Linked DNA regions of Homo sapiens: region 2 is linked to region 1. A link is an interaction called in ENCODE POLR2A ChIA-PET data of the cell type or tissue named here. Cell type or tissue: Panc1. All regions are shown on one strand.

The links. ChIA-PET counts read pairs that join two places held together with the same protein. Peaks named below come from ENCODE experiments on the same cell type or tissue, not always from the same donor. Only the 100,000 strongest peaks of a DNase experiment are listed, where the experiment ranks them.
Region 2: POLR2A ChIA-PET joins it to region 1 with 6 read pairs; 9 of 35 experiments call an interaction of 5 or more read pairs at or near these places.

The regions. Positions count from the first base shown.
Region 1 is chr19:4,813,347-4,818,346 of GRCh38, reverse strand. TICAM1 (TIR domain containing adaptor molecule 1) reads left to right here. Exons shown (of 2, transcript NM_182919.4): 2 at 1-2,415. The coding sequence ends at 2,108. Among named protein-coding and RNA genes, the nearest start is that of TICAM1, 16 kb to the left of the region's middle. RefSeq lists enhancers at 2,365-2,494, 4,629-5,000. In Panc1, no CTCF peak of the experiment used is centred here; DNase peaks (open chromatin) are centred at 2,566, 2,946 and 3,375; H3K4me3 peaks cover 302 bases; H3K27ac peaks cover 717 bases.
Region 2 is chr19:4,950,171-4,955,170 of GRCh38, reverse strand. UHRF1 (ubiquitin like with PHD and ring finger domains 1) reads right to left here. Exons shown (of 17, transcript NM_001048201.3): 12 at 4,398-4,560; 13 at 4,175-4,312; 14 at 683-821; 15 at 349-521. Among named protein-coding and RNA genes, the nearest start is that of KDM4B, 16 kb to the left of the region's middle. In Panc1, no CTCF peak of the experiment used is centred here; no DNase peak of the experiment used is centred here.

The sequences.
Region 1 (5,000 bases):
CCTTCGACATTCTAGGTGCAGCAGGCCAGGACAAGCTCTTGTATCTGAAGCACAAACTGAAGACCCCACGCCCAGGCTGCCAGGGGCAGGACCTCCTGCATGCCATGGTTCTCCTGAAGCTGGGCCAGGAAACTGAGGCCAGGATCTCTCTAGAGGCATTGAAGGCCGATGCGGTGGCCCGGCTGGTGGCCCGCCAGTGGGCTGGCGTGGACAGCACCGAGGACCCAGAGGAGCCCCCAGATGTGTCCTGGGCTGTGGCCCGCTTGTACCACCTGCTGGCTGAGGAGAAGCTGTGCCCCGCCTCGCTGCGGGACGTGGCCTACCAGGAAGCCGTCCGCACCCTCAGCTCCAGGGACGACCACCGGCTGGGGGAACTTCAGGATGAGGCCCGAAACCGGTGTGGGTGGGACATTGCTGGGGATCCAGGGAGCATCCGGACGCTCCAGTCCAATCTGGGCTGCCTCCCACCATCCTCGGCTTTGCCCTCTGGGACCAGGAGCCTCCCACGCCCCATTGACGGTGTTTCGGACTGGAGCCAAGGGTGCTCCCTGCGATCCACTGGCAGCCCTGCCTCCCTGGCCAGCAACTTGGAAATCAGCCAGTCCCCTACCATGCCCTTCCTCAGCCTGCACCGCAGCCCACATGGGCCCAGCAAGCTCTGTGACGACCCCCAGGCCAGCTTGGTGCCCGAGCCTGTCCCCGGTGGCTGCCAGGAGCCTGAGGAGATGAGCTGGCCGCCATCGGGGGAGATTGCCAGCCCACCAGAGCTGCCAAGCAGCCCACCTCCTGGGCTTCCCGAAGTGGCCCCAGATGCAACCTCCACTGGCCTCCCTGATACCCCCGCAGCTCCAGAAACCAGCACCAACTACCCAGTGGAGTGCACCGAGGGGTCTGCAGGCCCCCAGTCTCTCCCCTTGCCTATTCTGGAGCCGGTCAAAAACCCCTGCTCTGTCAAAGACCAGACGCCACTCCAACTTTCTGTAGAAGATACCACCTCTCCAAATACCAAGCCGTGCCCACCTACTCCCACCACCCCAGAAACATCCCCTCCTCCTCCTCCTCCTCCTCCTTCATCTACTCCTTGTTCAGCTCACCTGACCCCCTCCTCCCTGTTCCCTTCCTCCCTGGAATCATCATCGGAACAGAAATTCTATAACTTTGTGATCCTCCACGCCAGGGCAGACGAACACATCGCCCTGCGGGTTCGGGAGAAGCTGGAGGCCCTTGGCGTGCCCGACGGGGCCACCTTCTGCGAGGATTTCCAGGTGCCGGGGCGCGGGGAGCTGAGCTGCCTGCAGGACGCCATAGACCACTCAGCTTTCATCATCCTACTTCTCACCTCCAACTTCGACTGTCGCCTGAGCCTGCACCAGGTGAACCAAGCCATGATGAGCAACCTCACGCGACAGGGGTCGCCAGACTGTGTCATCCCCTTCCTGCCCCTGGAGAGCTCCCCGGCCCAGCTCAGCTCCGACACGGCCAGCCTGCTCTCCGGGCTGGTGCGGCTGGACGAACACTCCCAGATCTTCGCCAGGAAGGTGGCCAACACCTTCAAGCCCCACAGGCTTCAGGCCCGAAAGGCCATGTGGAGGAAGGAACAGGACACCCGAGCCCTGCGGGAACAGAGCCAACACCTGGACGGTGAGCGGATGCAGGCGGCGGCACTGAACGCAGCCTACTCAGCCTACCTCCAGAGCTACTTGTCCTACCAGGCACAGATGGAGCAGCTCCAGGTGGCTTTTGGGAGCCACATGTCATTTGGGACTGGGGCGCCCTATGGGGCTCGAATGCCCTTTGGGGGCCAGGTGCCCCTGGGAGCCCCGCCACCCTTTCCCACTTGGCCGGGGTGCCCGCAGCCGCCACCCCTGCACGCATGGCAGGCTGGCACCCCCCCACCGCCCTCCCCACAGCCAGCAGCCTTTCCACAGTCACTGCCCTTCCCGCAGTCCCCAGCCTTCCCTACGGCCTCACCCGCACCCCCTCAGAGCCCAGGGCTGCAACCCCTCATTATCCACCACGCACAGATGGTACAGCTGGGGCTGAACAACCACATGTGGAACCAGAGAGGGTCCCAGGCGCCCGAGGACAAGACGCAGGAGGCAGAATGACCGCGTGTCCTTGCCTGACCACCTGGGGAACACCCCTGGACCCAGGCATCGGCCAGGACCCCATAGAGCACCCCGGTCTGCCCTGTGCCCTGTGGACAGTGGAAGATGAGGTCATCTGCCACTTTCAGGACATTGTCCGGGAGCCCTTCATTTAGGACAAAACGGGCGCGATGATGCCCTGGCTTTCAGGGTGGTCAGAACTGGATACGGTGTTTACAATTCCAATCTCTCTATTTCTGGGTGAAGGGTCTTGGTGGTGGGGGTATTGCTACGGTCTTTTAATTATAATAAATATTTATTGAATGCTTCCGCAGCGCCATTGTCTTCTGGGACACCTTCTGCCTGGCTATTTGTTATAAAACACGTGGCTCCCGCTCCCGCAAAAGGGAACAGGAAGCGGGAAGTGCACGCCTCTTCTTGGAGGGCATAGACCGGCCTTTGCCCTCATCCCATTGGCCAGAATATAATCACATGGCCCTGCTCCTGCCGCAAGGAACCCTGGGAAATGTAGTCCTTTCTGAACGGCCGTGTGCCTCCCGAGTCGGGGTTCTAATACCAGGAAAGGTGGAGGGAAAAGATATTGTTGAGGGCGGGGAGGGTGCAGCCTGGGCAGCATGGTGAGACCGCGTCTCTTCAAAAATACAAAAGTTAGCTGGGCGTGGTGGTGCACGCCTGTAGTCTCAGGTACTCAGGAGGCTGAGGTGGGAGGATTGCTTGAGCCCAGGAGCCGAAGGCTGCAGTGAGCTATGAATGAATGAATGAATGAATGAATGAATGAGTGAGCGAGTGAGTGAATGAATGAATGAGTGAATGAGTGAGTGAATAAATGAACGAGTCAGTGAATGAATGAGTGAAAGAATGAACGAGTGAATGAATGAGTGAATGAATGAACGAGTGAGTGAATGAATGAGTGAATGAATGAACGAGTGAGTGAATGAATGAGTGAATGGATGAGTGAGTGAAAGGATGAGTGAATGAATGAATGAGTGAGTGAATGAATGGATGAGTGAATAAATGCATGAATTTGAATGAATGCCATTGGGGGACATTTAGCAGTTTTTGCTGCAGCCCTTCCTTTTTCTTTGGGGTCTGCCTTTGATGCCCCCACCAAGGTTGGACTCCGATGCCACTGTGTGACATTTGGCAAGTGCCTCCCCTGTCGGAGCCTCTGCTTTTTCATCTGAGAAATGGGTCTGTGGAGGCTGTTGTTTCAAGGCCTCAGCGGATCATATGCAGAACCACATATCAGGTACACCATACCTGGGTAGCAGGTGCAGCACTCATTAAGTATGGGGACCCACATGGAAGGGATTAATATTTTTCAGGGTGACAGACCTTCTAAGAATAAGAATGGAGCCAAGGTTTGTTGGACACTTAACATGTATTGATTCTGGAGTGTCTAAATACATAAACAAGACTGGGTGCTGTGGTGGCTCACATCTGTAATTAATCCCAGAACTTTGGGAGGTTGAAGTGGGAGGGTTGCTTGAGGCCAGGAATTCAAGACCAGCTTGGGCAACATAATGAAACCCCATCTCTATTTTTTTTTTTTCCTGAGATGGAGTCTGGCTCTCTCACCCAGGATGGAGTGCAGTGAAGAGAGCTCAGCTCACTGTAACCTCCACCTCTCGGGTTCAAGCTATTCTCCTGCCTCAGCCTCCCGAGTAGCTGGGATTACAGGAGCTCGCCACCACACCCGGCTAATTTTTGTATTTTTAGTAGAGATGGGGTTTCGCCATGTTGGCCACGCTGGTCTGAAACTCCTGACCTCAGGTGATCCACCTGCCTTGGGCTCCTAAAGTGCTGGGATTACAGGCGTAAGCCACCACACCCAGCCGCATCTTTCTTATTTATGTATGTATTTATTTATTTATCAACTGAATAAGACATCCAACTCTTTTTAAAAAATAAATAAATAAATAGGCCAGGCATGGTGGCTCACATCTGTTATCCCAGCACTTTTGGAGGCCAAGGCAGGCGGATCACTTGAGGTCAGGAGTTCGAGACCAGCCTGGCCAACATGATGAAACCCTGTCTCTACTAAAAATAGAAAAACCAGCTGGGCATGGGGCACACACCTGTAGTCTCAGCTACTTGTGAGGCTGAGGCAGGAGAATCGCTTGAACCTGGGAGGCGGAGATTGCAGTGAACTGAGATTGCGCCACTGCACTCCAGCCTGGGCAACAGAGCAAGACTCTGTATCAGTAAATACATACATAAATAAATAAAAATAGGCAGGGCATGGTGGCTCATGCCTGTAATCCCAGCACTTTGGGAGGCCGAGGTGGGTGGATCACCTGAGGACAGGAGTTCGAGACCAGCCTGGCCAACATGGTAAAACCCCGTCTCTACTAAAAATACAAAATTAGCTGGGTGTGGTGGTGGGTGCCTGTAATCCCAGCTACTTGGGAGGCTAAGGCAGGAGAATCGCTTGAACTCGGGAGGTGGAGGTTGCAGTGAGCCGAGATTGCACCACTGCACTCCAGCCTGGGTGACGAGAGTGAAACTCCATCTCCAAAAATAACAATAAAATAATAAAATAAAAATAAATAGGGAGGCACGGTGTTGCAGGCCCGTTGTCCTGGCGTGTAAGGAGGCGAGGCCAGACGTTTGAGATCAGCCTGGGCAACATAGGAAGGCCTCATCTATATAACAAAAAATTAAATACATAAATAAACAAACACATTTTCATCCTCAAAATGACCCCTCAAGGTAGAAGCTTCTATTATGGACCCACCTTACAGATGGGGAAAACCGAGGCCTAAAGAGATTAATTCTGACTCCAAAACTCACACAGATCAGAAACGGGGAATCACAATGGAAGGAGCTGAACTTCCAAGGGAGGAAACAAAGGAGGGTCCTCGAAGGTGAAACTGGACTCACTGAGCTGGG
Region 2 (5,000 bases), 140 kb before region 1:
CTTGGGGTCACTTTGCAACAGCCCCGGGAGACAGAGACAGAAGGTAGGATGGCAGGGGGTGCCGGAGCTGGGGAGCGGGTGCAGGGGCTGGGGAGCAGTTGCCGGGGCTGGGGAGCGAGTGCCAAGGCTTGGGAGGGGGTGGGAGTGACAGTTTCAGGGCCAGGGTTTCAGTCTGGGGAGAGGATAAAGTTCTGGAGGTGGTGATGGTGGTGATGGTTGCACAACCACAAGAATGTACTCAGTGCGACTGAGCTGTACACTTGAAAATGGGGAACATGGGAAACAAGCCCCACACATTTTACCGCAGTCAACGCAAATCAGGGCGACGAGTGAGCCGTGCGAGCCTACCGGGCTGCCGCTCGCCGGCCGGTCCTTGAGTGACGCCAGGACCTCATTCCACAGCTTGGCGTTGCTCTTGTCCTCTCTGATGAGGCTGCTCTGCTGGGCCGTGAGACTGTAGGGCTCCACCTTGGTTTTCTTGGATGTCCGGCGCGGGGACCCGGCCCTGCTCGGGCCACCTCCTGGAAGAGGGTGGGGCGCGTGAGGGAGGGGCGCGTGGCCCGAGCTGCCGGAGAGACAGCCACCGGCTCCCACGTCCACACGACCTCAACCCCACACCCGCGAGATGCCCACCTGCTCCCCCACACACAAGACGCTCACCCCACACCCACGAGATTCTCACCTGCCGACTTCCGCTTCCACTTGCCCTTGCCCGTCCTGGGGGACGCGAAGCCCCCCTCCTGCTGCTCCTCCTCCTCCCTCTTGCTGTTCTCCTTCTCTCGCTCTCGGTTGGCCAGGGCTTCCAGGTAGCCTTCTGGATACTTCAGGAGGAAGAGGGACAGCCGTGAGTCAGGCTTGGGGCCCACACGCTATGCAGAGCCCGCTCTTCCAGCCTCCTTGCCAGGTCTGGGTTTCCAGACACACCTGACCCCCAATCCCCCTGAAGAGCACAGGGTAGTCCTCCCTTATCTAGTTTTGCTGAGGTTTCAGTGACCCAAAGTCAACTGAAAATGTTACATGAAATATTCTAGAAACAATTCCTAAGTTGTAAACTGCACACTGTTCTAAGTGTCCAACGTCTAGAGGCGCTGCATCCCTCGGCTCGGGGCCCCTTCCTCCCCCTTTACAGCCACCTCACATCACGCACACTGCATGATGAAACATTGCATCGTCCCACAGGGATGTGAACCTTCCCTTTGTCCAGCTTCTCGATTCTCCTGCCTCAGCCTCCCGAGTAGCTGGGATTACAGGTGCCCGCCACCACACCCAGCTAATTTTTGTATTTTTAGTAGAGATGGGGCTTCACCATGTTGGCCAGGCTGGTCTTGAACTCCTGACCTCAAGTGATCCACCTGCCTCAGTCATCCAAAATGCTGGGATTACAGGCTAAATATAAAATATTAATATTAAACATTCTAATTTTTATTAAATAAGCCCAACACTTTGGGAAGCCAAGGCAGGGGGATCGCTTGAGCCCAGGAGTTTGAGACCAGCCTGGGCAACATAGCAAGATCCCCTCTCTACAAAAAAATTTAAAAAATTAGCCGAGCCTGGTGGTGTGCATCTGTAGTCCCAGCTACTTAGGAGCCTGAGGCAGGAGAATCACTTGAGCCCAGGAGTTTGAGGCTGTAGTGAGCTATGATCACACCACTACACTCCAGCCTGGACAACAGAGCGAGACCTGGTCTCAAAAATAAAAATAATGGCCCCAAAGTGCAAGAGTAGGGATGCTGACAATTTGGAAATGCTAAAGAGAAGCCTAAGATGCGAAAGAGAGGTTGTGAATCTCATACTGTGCCTAATTTATAGATTAAACTTAATCACCAGTCCAAACGTATGGAAAAAAAATTATACATCAACGGTTTGGTACTCTCTGGTTTCAAGCATGTGCTGAGGACCTTCGAAGTGTCCCCCTGGTAAGGGGGGGACGCCTGTGCATTCAGCTCTTCGTTAACTGTGGAGCCTCGACCAATGGCTAATCCTGTCTAATCGCAAAGCTTCACTACGAACAAGAGGAGACTAAGAGGAGATAATCGGCCAAGCTCCACCTGGCAGGGTCGGGGTAAGCGCATTTAATGTGAGCGAACGCGGGTGACGTGTTCAGCATCACATCCCACCAATAAGATCTCGTTGTCTTTACGATTTCCATGAGGGCAGGCAAACTTTTGCTTCCAGGGACCCTAGGGTGAATGTTTTCAAGCCTTATGGGTCTGGACTGCAAGCGCTGAGAGCAGGCTACTTCAGTGAATGAGCATGACTGTTTCCCCAGAAACTTCACTTACGAACACCTGACCCCAGGGCCTTAGCTGGCCAAACTCTGGTGATTCTGAGGACTCGGGCCCTCTCTGTCCTCACAGGGCATCATCGCTCCATTTCGAAGGTACCTATAAGTCACGTCTGACTCTCCAGTGTCTCAGGAAATCTTTGAGCTCCTTTCACATTCTTTATGTTACAATGGAGATGAGAGTCATAAAAAAAAAAAAAATCCTGGCCAGGGTCAGCGGCTCACACCTGTAATCCCAGCACTTTGGGAGGTGGAAGCAGGTGGATCACCTGAGGTCACCAGCCTGGCCAACATGGCGAAACCCCGTCTCTACTAGAAATACAAAAATAGCTGGGCATGGTGGTACACACCTGTGATCCCAGCTATGCAGGAGGCTGAGATGAGAGAGTCGCTTGAGCCTGGGAGGTGGAGGTTGCAATGAGCCGAGATCATGCCTGCACTCCAGCCTGGGCGACAGAGTGAGACTCTGTCTCCAAAAAAAAAAAAAAAAAAAGGCTGGGAGCGGTGGCTTACGCCTGTAATCCCAGCACTTTGGGAGGCAGAGGCGGGTGGATCACCTGAGGTCAGGAGTTCAAGACCAGCCTGACCAACATGGTGAAACCCCGTCTCTACTAAAAATACAAAAACTGAGCCAGGCGTGGTGGTGGGCACCTGTAATCCCAGCTACTCAGGAGGCTGAGGCAGGAGTATGGCTTGAACCTGGGAGGCAGAGGTTGCAGAGAGCCGAGATCCCACCACTGCACTCCAGCCTGGGCGACAGAGCAAGACTCCATCTCAAAACAAACAAACAAAAAAAATCCTACTCCCAACAGAAGCTGAGGCTGTCTCTCCCATTACTATTTTTCTCTCTACTTCCTCAGCTTCTGAAATTCCCCACCGTACAAATCCATTCAAAAGACAACCTGAGTGACCCCCTCGGGTAGAGGACATCAGGCTCTCGACAGCAATTAAGATTCCTTAAATAGTCTCACGATTCGTCTGCTGTAAAGCTTCTCCCTGCAATGGACAGACCACATCCTAACTGGTGCTGAAATGCTGCGCCGCTTGTTGAGTAAGTTCTCGGCAGTTCCCATCGCCACAGGGAGGTGAGAGATGGCTCGGGGATATTCATCTTCCCCATTTTTCCGTCCAGATCTCTCTGGAATCCACCAATTTGGTTGGTTTGTTTCTGCTTTTTTTTTTTTTTTTTTGTGATGAGCCAAGAAGTGAAAACAGAAGACACCAGATGCCTGACTGGTCTGCAGCGATCCCTTTACCAACAGAACGAAGACAAGCAAGTCTGGTTTTCAACTCTGAGATGCGGCAGGCGGAGAAGCAAATGTCATCTGCGCGTTCCCATCACCCCCTGGCTGGAGGATTTATATGGGACAGCTAGGGGGGTGCCATCAGCTGGGGCCCTGGAAATTATTCTGGATCAGAGAGAAACCAGGGAAGCATGGGCCCGAGACGGGAGGCCTCCTGGAGTGTTCAGCGCGGTCCAGAACATGAGCACCACAAGCCCAGGCAGGGCCCATTCTGTGACCCACAATGACCTTCAAGGATGACAGCCTCCAAGCAGGACACATGGTGCCCAGGCGGGAAGTGTCAGAGCCGTCATGGAGCCCGGCAGTGCTCCTGTTTTGAGATGGACTCTCATTCTGTCACCCAGGCTGCAGTGCAGTGGCGCAATCTCAGCTCATTATAACCTCCACCTTCTGGGTTCAAGCAATTCTCCTGCCTCAGCCACCTCAGTAGCTGGGATTACAGGCACCCGCCACCATACCCAGCTAATTTTTGTATTTTTAGTAGAGATGAGGTTTCACCATGTTGGCCAGGCTGGTCTTGAACTCCTAACGTAAGTGATCCATCCGCCTTGGCCTCCCAAAGTGCCATCCCCCATCCCAGACACACCTGCATGGTCAGCCCCAGCTTCTTGATCCGGTCCTTCCCCTCCTTCGTCCAAGGGCCAGGCTCATCATCGTCCCTCCGCAGAAGGTAGCGCCACACGAGAAACCCGGACTTCCCCTTCTCGGGCCAGTATTTCACAACCTGCAGAGAGCGGGCATCAGCGTCAGCTCCATCAGAGGCAGCCCCGGCGGGGACAGAGCCCCCGGCCTCCTCAAGGGGCACTCACCTTGTAGATGCCATCGTAGCGGTTGCCCTCAGCGGGGGCGTACTTGCTATTCTTGCCACCCTTGACATTGCGCACCACCCTGACCGGCTTCCCCGACCGCCAGTCCTTGGCCTCGGCCCCTTCTTGGTCATTGATGGGAGCAAAGCAGTTGAGAGCCAGCGCCCTGCAGGGAGAGTCAGGACCCCACGCATTATAGGTGAGGATGTACCCCCCAAAAAAGGAAACACAGGAGCCGGGAGTGGTGGCTCAGGCCTGTAATCCCAGCACTTTGGGAGGCTGAAGTAGGCAGATCGCCTGAAGTCAGGAGTTCGAGACCAGCCTGGCCAACATGGTGAAACCCCGTCTCTGCTAAAAATGCAAAAGTTAGCCGGGCGTGGTGGCGCGTGCCTGTAATTCCAGCTACTCAGGAGGCTGAGGCAGGAGAATCGCTTGAGTCTGGGAGGCAGAGGTTGCAGTGAGCCGAGATTATGCCACTGCACTCCAGCCTGGGTGACAGAGTGAGGTTCTGTCTCAAAAAAAAAAAAAAATTTAATATTTCAAAGTTATATATGTATAATTTATAAAATAGGCCACACCCAGCCTACTATTTATTTGAGACAGGGT